Regions from separate parts of the Mus musculus genome. Here region 1 is linked to region 2. Evidence: chromatin loops called from intact Hi-C (ENCODE). Cell type or tissue: heart. All regions are shown on one strand.

What was found. A loop is a pair of places that touch in the nucleus more often than their neighbours do. Peaks named below come from ENCODE experiments on the same cell type or tissue, not always from the same donor. Only the 100,000 strongest peaks of a DNase experiment are listed, where the experiment ranks them.
Region 1: it touches region 2 in a loop (3-fold over the local background); 4 of 42 quality-filtered maps call a loop at or near these places.

What each region holds. Positions count from the first base shown.
Region 1 is chr16:85,804,864-85,809,863 of GRCm38, forward strand. No RefSeq gene overlaps it. Among named protein-coding and RNA genes, the nearest start is that of Adamts1, 4.3 kb to the left of the region's middle. In heart, CTCF peaks have their summits at 2,381 (motif pointing right) and 2,986 (motif pointing right); a DNase peak (open chromatin) is centred at 2,958; H3K4me3 peaks cover 151 bases; H3K27ac peaks cover 857 bases.
Region 2 is chr16:86,765,187-86,770,186 of GRCm38, forward strand. Gm32461 (predicted gene, 32461) reads right to left here. Exons shown (of 6, transcript NR_153789.1): 6 at 4,740-5,000. Among named protein-coding and RNA genes, the nearest start is that of Gm32461, 39 kb to the right of the region's middle. In heart, no CTCF peak of the experiment used is centred here; no DNase peak of the experiment used is centred here.

The DNA.
Region 1 (5,000 bases), 960 kb before region 2:
TTTCTTAAAATCACACTGATAGCTGAACTAAACACATCAAGCAACCTTGCTCTTCCACCAGGGAACTTTGATGTTGTTCGTCTTCCTTCCTTTCTGTTTCTTCATCTTTCTTCAGCTCTTCTTCAGCTCTCACTGACATCCACAGTTAGGAGCGGAGCCCATTCATTTGTGGGGTGTCCGGCCTCTTTCTTTTTTGTTTAAGAACCTGATTCACAAGTGGGCTTTCCCGAAGCCCACATTCCTGGTCGGTCGACCCACTTTATTTGAGAAGCATTTCCATTTTCTGTTATGCTGCCTGACTTTTTTTTTTTTTTTTAATCTTTCCTGTTTGTGTGGCTTCCTTTCCCCTCTGTTCTCTCTCACTTGCTAACCAGCAAGGTTAGATACTTGTGAGAACAAATACAAACAAGGGCAGATTCACCCGTGCCTTTACTTCCTTGCTTAGAATGTAGAACATAAAAGCCGGTGGGCAAGGGAGATGAAAGATGCTTGAGGTGGACAAGGGATGAAAGTCTTACTAGATCCATAATGTATGTGTGATCTCCTTCAATTGAGGCAGGAAGGAAGAGTTGCAGGACCACCAGAAACATATGTAATTTTCAAATCAAAGTGTAGTATATTTCAGTCTCTCCACTCTCCCATGGCAGGCGACTTTACCTTTTAAAGTTGCAAGCTTGGCTGTGAGCCCATTTCTGCCTCTCGTGTGCTCTTATTGAAAGAGATTTTCATTTGGGAGTACATTTCGAATCTCAAATGGGTTACTTCAAATCCATTATAATTTTTTCATATTTCATGTTCTGTATCCAAATAGAGCTGGAAAAAAAAAGGCACTGAGTTAAAGGGGAAAGGGTTGCCAGGAACATGGCTTTTATATTCTCTGGGTTTCTCTCCAGATTTCTGTTCTTTTGCATAATGGCTCCAATCTGTTGTGCACCTGTAGTTCTGGGAAATGATTCTTTTTTAATCGCTTCAACAGAGACATGAGTATTGGAGTTGCCAATTACTAAACTGAAAAAAAAATAGTGCACATTCAGAAGAGTCTCTAATCCACTTTTAAAACAATTAAGATCAGCATTGTGTGTTTGGCACACAAGCCTATAACACATACCCATCTGTATAAGCAAAATGTAAATTGAAAGAAAATATCTGAATGAAAAAGCAAGATCTTAGGGGTTCCATTTACTGACCAGAGAGACAATGGTGAAACACTGGGTTGTTGTAGTAACTTGCATAGTGTTACACTTATAAAACCCTTGCTCCTGGATTTGTGTCGGCAACTCGAAATCCCTATGCTCTGCTAACATCTGTCCCTTGTACTTCTGGTTTTCTTCCTATAGAGTGTATTTCTTCATAGATGAGCTTGCAGAAACACCAGCTTAACGCGTCTTAAGAGGAAGACTTCAAGAAGTTATTTATTTGGGAACTTACTGAGATGACCTGAACTCATTCATCTCAAAATACAAAATTCAAGCTTATAAAAGAAGACTTGTTTTTTTTTTTTTTTTTTTTTTTTTTTTTTTACACACTGAGTCCCCAAGGGAGGGAAAAAAAAAAAGTAGAGTTTGAAGTAAAAGAAGTGGGTATCAACTGTGAACGTCAATGAGTTTCTTCCATGTTTGCGTGTCTCAAGGATCCACAGGTTAAAGACACAGAATAATTCTCGTGAAGTCTTTATCAAAGAGAGCACTCTCCAGGCAGCCATGGAGGTGAGGAAGTCTGGTAATATGGAGGCGCTATTAGGATTCTTTGAGTGTAAATATCACCTACAGTAACAGCTAATGAGCACATTTCATAAGCATGGAAGGCTTTTGATTTGTAACTCCTACTACATGCTCTGCCAATTAGAAATGCAAAAGCCGTCTGGCGTTAGTCTCCCTTTGGAGTACATAGGAACAAATGTCAACGCTGGAGCAATGAATATTTTTTATCTAAATGGAGATTTCAGAAAGAAAACATCCATTTTAAGCAGGTTGTGAGTTTAATAAACATCAAAGTCTGAAAAATTATTAATTCCATTTGGACATAGGGTATCTACCAACCCCAAATTTGTACACTGGAAGATCTGAGAGAAGTATAATCTTTCTAATTTATTTTCCTGAAAAATATAGCAGAGGGGAGCCTTAAAGTGGCTCATTAACTTGTTCAAGATGATTCAGTATGAAACTGGGGATCTCAGAAATAAACTACCACAGTCATAATTTTTAATAAAATATCTCTTGGTATTTTAATATAAATCTTTGGTAAGTAAATATATTATCAGACTTGTGACTTATGTTCTTTTTACAATTATTAATTTTATTTTATTAGAAAAAGGAATTTTATATTAGAAAAAAAATTCCACCTTAAAAGGGTCACCAGCTTCAGTACCTCTTGCTTAGCCCACAAGGTGGCGATAGTCTACAACAAATGGTATTTGGTTTTCTTTTCCAGTTAAACTAGGAATTTGCAAAAGTTTTATGTCTTTCCAACGATATGTAACAGATTTCTCTTACCATTTTAAGGAATCTGTAAACCAATTTTTAAATATTTCAATATTACTTGTATTTACACATTTTCAAGCCCGCAGCTAATTTTTAAGCATGTGATTTTGTTAGCTTAATCCAAATACTATTAGGATATTTTAAAAACGAGAATTATCTTTGGCTGCTTTTATTTGTCACAGTTGAGAGCTCAGTGCAACTCAAATGGAGAAAGAAATCACAGACGTGCAATCTATTGAGAGAATTACAGCATCATTGATTCATTTGCTATGCATGGTTTTTGTTTTGGTGTGTGTGTGTGTGTGTGTGTGTGTGTGTGTGTGTGCGTGTGTGTGAATTGCTACTTGACACTTGGAACTGGCTTTAATTGCTTTTCCAGGTTTAAGGTATTTCCCTTGGCCACAACAAAAAGTTAAAAAGGATGAGGGAAAAAAAAAAGTTTGGTAGTGGAGTGGGGGCGGGGCAGGGTGAGGAAAATGTTCAACCACCAGGGGGCAACAAAAGACAAATTTTAAAATAGATTTAGCCAGACAGTTTTTTTTTTTCTTCTTCAGTGTGTGATCATCCCAAATGTAAGTGACTTCCCAATACAATGTGATTTAAAAGCCATATTTTGAAGATGTGTTATTGCTTAAGGTAAAGTATAGTAGCACAATTTCATGAGTTTAATGAATACTGGAGTTAAAAGCATATTATCTTAGTCATCAGGAGGCACGCACGACTTTGAAGAAGGACGTTTGAACTACCACCAACAAGCATGCAGTTTGTTGATGAGTAGGCAGAGATCGGAGGTATCCCCCAGCTTCTATTACAGCCAGAAGATGAGAGCCAGGTTTCCAAAAGTGTTGGGAGTGAGATTTGCTCCTGACTTTACTGTAAACCTGTAAGGCCCTGTACCGGACGACGACTTGTGATTTGCCAGTACTCCTTCCTACTGACAACTGGTAGTTAAATTTAGAACTGAGATGGCCCATGACAATGCATCAGGGCTGAGAAATGGAGACTTCTCTGAGTCCCTGACACTCAGCTGTCTGCAAAGTCCTATGCTGTTTCCCAGTCTTCCCCTCCCACAGCATTTTCCAAACATACACAGATCAGGGGATGCATATGCTCACGTCTGGAAAGATTAACAGAGCCATGTCCACGTATAGGGATGAGTCTGTTCTCTGCCCTTGTTGCCGACCGGATTGGAGATTGAGATAAATCTGAGTTTGAATTCTGATGTTCTGAATTTGTCACCTCCTTACTTTATGACCTTAAGAGATCTAGGACTGTCACTGGGCCCCAGACTCCTTGTATGAAAAAATCGACGATGGCAAACCTTGCAAAGACTGAAGGTAACAGATTGAAGGTAATCAACAGGAGAGGCTGCTAATGTGGGAAACATTAGATATTGAATGCAGTAAAGAAGGAGCTAAGAACACAGTTGGGAGTCCTCAGACTGTAGTGACTTCATTCTGACTAAGCATTTCTCTTGATGCCATATACCATCTCAAGGAATAGTGCCCAGAGAAAAAAGCCCATTTTTTAAATATTGCATCTACTTGACACATAATGATTGTGCGTGTTTTGAGGATGCAGTGTGATGTCTCAGCCTATGCATTTTGTTGTATCAAGCATTTAGCTTTATTTTCACGTCACACATTTAGCCTGAAAAGATCAGAAGAATGGAGATAATTCAGAGCTCATGGAGAAAACTGCACGTAGTCAAATAGCCGTAACCTCAGCCTTTGGAGGTAGAGAGTGAAGGGATGCTGGGGCTTGCTGGTCACTTCCCATCTCCAGATTTAGTGAAGAAACACTTTCTCAAGAGGATAATGTGAGGAAGGAATTTGGGAAGCCTAACATCATCCCATGGTCTCCATCAAGCACATAGCAACAAGCAACAAGGCACACATATATGCAAACACACACACACACACACACACACTCACACACACGTGCATGCACACTACATTCACATAAACATATGTACACACTTACAATGAAAACTACTTTTAAAAAGGGTATACAATTGTAAATAGGTAGGTGACGTTAATGTGTGCTGGTAGGGCCTCTCAGAGGACAGCCATGCTAGGCTCCTGTCTGTAAGTACATCATAGCATCACTAACAGTGTCAGGCCTTGGAGCCTTCCCTTGAGATGGATCCCAAGTTGGGCTGGTCATTGAATGGCCTTTCCTTCAGTCTCTTGTCCATTTTTGTTTCTGCAGTTTTTTTTTTTTTTAAACAGGAACAATTCTGGATCAGAAAATTTAACTGTAGGTTAGTAACCTAGTCTTTCTTTCTACTGGAGGTGGACTCTGGAGTTCCATCTATCCACTGTTGGGCATTTGTCAGTAAGATTTTTTTGTGAGGAGCGGGTGTGGCAGCAGTCCCAAGATGGCGCCCGGGACTGCAGCTAAGTCTTATGACTTGCACCTGACTTCCTCATACACCTGAAAATAGCCACGACCATCGTGAGAGCTGCACAGGTGCACCATGATGCTGGCGGTGTAAACAAGTCCATATTTGGTGGAGAC
Region 2 (5,000 bases):
TCTTTATAAAATAGTTCATTTAAAAGTATTTGTAAAATGTTCAATTAACATGAAATCAGTGTCAAAGGATATTAAAGTAGCTCAAGTGATGTCAACTGTGCTGTTTTTCATCTTTTACAATGCTAGGTGCTTCAGATGAGCTGATAACTCTGAAAAAATTAGCAGATTATACAACCTCTTTAAGTATTCCTTCCTAAATAAAGTAGATTAGCATTCAACGATCCCGATCAGAGTCATTCTTATGCCTTGACTTCTTGTACTCTTTCAAATTGTTTGTAAAGACCTTCTATACAAACATCACAGGAAATCATTGATACATGCGTGCATATGCACACACACACACACAGACACACACACACACAAGACTAAAGGGTGTGGATAAACAAGGTTACATTGTCTCTAAGGCTATGGAGAAAGAGATGGGACAATGGAGAGCTTGGGAGCAAGTCTACAGATACAGAAATCAGTTTCACACAAGAAAGGGCAGCAATGTAGGAAAGGGAAGGGTACAAAGTGATTGCAGAATCTTCCCTAAAATGAATGCTTTGAGGCAATTTCAATATCTGAATAACAAAAAGATTGTTAGCAGTAAATAGGACACTAAAAAAAAATCAATTATTCATGTAAAACAACTACAGCTGACTTCCACATTATTGAAGGAAATGTATTTGTCTGCTTCACTCCAAGTGTACATTATTTTTAAAGGAATGTTACAGAATTCAGCCAGAATGGAACATGAGAGAACATTATGTAAAAATCACTTCTTGTTTCAAATCTCTCAAAATCCCTGAGCCCTGTATCAGTACAGGCTCCTTACGAGGATGGAGTTCGGAACAATGTATAAAGCACAAGCGTTTGCTGTAACGATAGTCATTCTTGATTCACATTTTCATAACATCCTATTGTAATGTCCCTACCATGTTTATGCTGAAACACAACAAGGCTCTGTCAGGGATCCAACAAATGTGAAGGAGTTGGAGTCAATGTGGAATTCTCGATGTTAATATTTCCTTTCTGACCAAATGAGCTCCACATGTTTTCTGCTGCGACGAATCTCCTTCCTGTGGAATTAGGCATGCTCTGACTCATTCTTTATTTTTTGAGCACAACAATTTAATCCAGAGTAGTCCTCATTTCACATAGCCTGGGGCTCTTGGTTCATCGCTGTCTGCTGGCATTAGTGCTAAGCTACAGGGCAAAGGTGTGGAATTATAAGAGAAAGGTTCTCAGTACCCAGGTGCAGGCAAAAAAGCCTTGGCCAGTGACCTGCTAGAGAAAGGCTGTAGGTAGCCTGAGTCTGAAGAGAAAACACTGCTCAGATATCTGTTGATCTGTAGGTGTGATGAAATGCTCCAGAACAAATTTATGACATTTACATTAGACCTTTGGATTTAAATACGATGTGGCTAAATCTAAACAGCAATAAAGTGGAGCATGGAACTCCAGTGTGAATGTAAGGAGATGGTCATGAAGCTAAGGAATAACGGCAGAGATTCAAAACTAGCTCTTCAGGCCAAGAACTGGGTCTGAACCTTTTCACTACTCCTTCTAAAGCAGGTTGTTGCATAGGACATGAGAGCACAGATTAAAACATGAATAATGTTTTAATTACAGGTCAGAAAACTCAAGTGATTGTTAAGTCAGCAAAGCTGAGATAGCAACAGCTTCATCTACAACCAGCTCAGGTCTCAGTATCCTTTATCCTAGGCCTATCATTGTCTCCATCACTTCGATCACTCATGAGAACTAGATGCAGCCCATCACAGAACTCTGTAGAGTTTATAATAGTGAGCAAATATGGCACTAAGCAGAAAGTGAAAGACAGTAGGTATTTAAAGGACTGAATCATGCATTTTTATTTTTGTTGCCACCCTATCTAACGTGGTGTTCCAAGCATGATGATCCAGGCTGTGACCTACAGACTGTCTAGGTTTCTCTATTTCTATTTTCTTGTGAGTCACAATCACTGAAGAGGCCTGGTGCACGACAGGATTACATTGACAATTTGAAGAGCTTGTATGCCAGATAATGGAAGGGTAGTAAATGGCTGAGTGCAAGAGTGGGGAAAATGTCTTTGTGATTGGGAGGCTCATCAAGAAGTTCTTATGGGGTTCCCACACCAAACAACAACCTGATAGGCTGATGCTTTTGTTTCTATCAAATTTCAGAAATCGAAACCAAATGTGAGCAGAGCTAGCAAAACTTGAAAGCACATGTACAACATGTGACCCTGGGGGCCAGGAAAGTTTTTCAGAACCCTATGCTATCGGAGTTGCAGTGTGAGTGTGAGACACCAGATGTGGGTGCAGGAAAGAGAACCCAAGTCTGGAAAAGAAACCAGTGCCTTTCTCTTCTCTCTCACACATCTCTTCTCTTTCTCAGGCCCCAGCAGACATGTATATTTTGTTTTCTTCCAACTTATTAATCAGAAACTTCAAAACACAGAGACAACAAATCTAGAAACATTCCTTTTTGTTTGTTTGCTTGTTTTCTAATTCAATAACTCTTTTTATTAGATATTTTTTATTTACATTTCAAATGTTGTCCCCTTTCCTAGTTTTCTCTCTGAAAATCCCCTATCCCCTCCCCCCTACCCCTGCTCCTCAACTCACCCACTCCCACTTTCTAGCCCTGGCATTCCCCTACACTGGGGCATAGAACCTTCACAGGACCAAGGGCCTCTCCTCCCATTGATGACCAAGTAGGCCATCCTCTGAAACGTATGCAGCTAGAGCCATGGGTGCCACCATGTGTTTTCTTTGATTGTTGGTTTAGTTCCAGGGAGCTCGGGGGGTACTGGTTAGTTCATATTGTTATTCCTCCTATGGGGCTGCAAACCCCTTCAGCTTCTTGGGTATTTTCTCTAGCTCCTTCATTGGGGACCCTGTGCTCCGTCCAATGATTTTTACCACGTCAAAGCCCTTAGGGGTTATTTCAGACATTTCTGTCAGCACATGGGGATGTTCTAGTATAACACAGGTCACCAGACATTTTTATGAATATAAATGCTTTCCATGGTTTATGCAATTAAAAATAAATTGGCAAAATAGATGTTCAGTTACTTAAAAGATTAGTATGAAATAGGAATATTTCATGTATTTATTTTTATATATTCCAAAAATATTTCCAATGTTAAGGAAGTCAGATGAAACAAAATCTAAAACAAATGTAAATCATAAACTAAAATGAGTTCCATCGAAAATATTTCCTGATCTATTTAGCTTTTTAAAATCAAAATTCTTATCTAACTTTATGCATTTCTGTCTGTGATTGTGGTTATTTTCCATAGCCCTATGGCAGCCTTAAAACTATTCTCAAAATGCCTTTCAGTCGAGTTTTATGCTTCGACTAATGAAGTTCACAGATGTTGCAAAGGAAGCCCTGTTGGAATCAACCCAAATCTAAATAAATAAAAATCCCTTCCATTACTGTGTTGCATGATGGTTGTACCATATCCATTTCTTCAAGCCACAGCTTTACCTAGAAACACTCAGGGGATGTGATTGTCATTTTCTACCAGTGCTAACAGCTGATCATGTGACCAATGCTCATCCCTCATTCAAAGGCAGTTATTGTCGTCGGATACAATTATATAAAACTAATTTCCCTATGGTCAAGGTAATGAAGGAACTTAATGAAACCCTCATTCTGCTGGCCAACCTGCATCATAAACGCAAGGCCTCATACCCTATCCTGATGTAGGGAGGTAAGGTGAACACACTGTTGGGAGGAGGACACTCAAATGAATGATTGTCTCATCTGAACACTGACGATGTGACACTGAAACATCCTGAGAATTGCAGGAACTACTGTCTCTCCCCCGGGGCCTGTCTGTGGAGTAGGAAAAGCAAAATGAAACTGTGTCCTTACCTTTGATCACAAGTGTGTACCCATGACACTTCTGAAATCATGAATTACTACACAATGCCATCCAATAAACCCCGTATGGACTTTACACTTAGAATCCTGAGTCATAACATCAGTATCTGTAAGTACATTACACAGGTCAAGTCCAGAGAATCAAATCACTGAAGAAGATGTTTATGCTATTTTTTAAGTGTAGAAAGCCAAATTCCCAAAAGACAGTATTTTTAGGTTCAAATTTGTTTTATAGGAAACAGAAAAATTATAGTGGTGTTATTCTGATTAAAAAGAGCTGTGTGCATGATTCACTATAGCTGGCAGATATCCCTCATGAGCGACCCAGTGTGACCCCTTGAGTATTTATTCAAATTAATGTAACAGAACTAAGGGGTTTTGTTTTTGTTTATTTGTTTGTTTTTACTTTTTGGAGAAAGTTTTTGCTATGTATTTTCTTAAATCAGGAACTATAGTGAGCTCAGGCAGTAGACAGCGAGCAAGCAACATCCTCCCTGTCTTCTCCTTCAGTTCCTTCTTCCATGGTTTCTACCTTCAGTTTTTGACCTGATTCCCCTCTGTGACAGACTGTTACCTCAGAGTGCAAGATGAACAAACCCTGTCTTACCATATGTTTGCTAAGTGGTTATTTTTATGTGTGTCAGTGTATGTGTGTATATATATGTTGGTGTCTGTGTATGCATCTGTGGTGTGTGCCTGTGTCTGTGTTTGTCCATGTAGGTGTGTGTTTACACATTACTGTGTGCAGATGTGTGTCTGTATGTGTATCTCTGTATGAGTTCCACACTTTCTCTTTATATAGCTGTATCCTGATGATCCCTTACATTAGTTCCATAAATTTGCTACTTAGCCATTGGGAAAGTGGTTCAGTGGAAATATTATGCAGTTATCTGTGTGATTCATTCACTGGGCATCTTTCAGTTAAACACTTATTTGGATCATATTGTAGTTATTTTAATTTTCTAAAGAATTGCTATACTGATTTCCATATTGGGGATCAGTTTTATTCTTGACCCATCAGTAATAAGCCTTCCATACTGCAATACTTAACAGAGTATTTTCTACATAAATAAAACTTTATGTAAGCCATAATGCATTGCCCAGTATGGAAGCTGATCTTT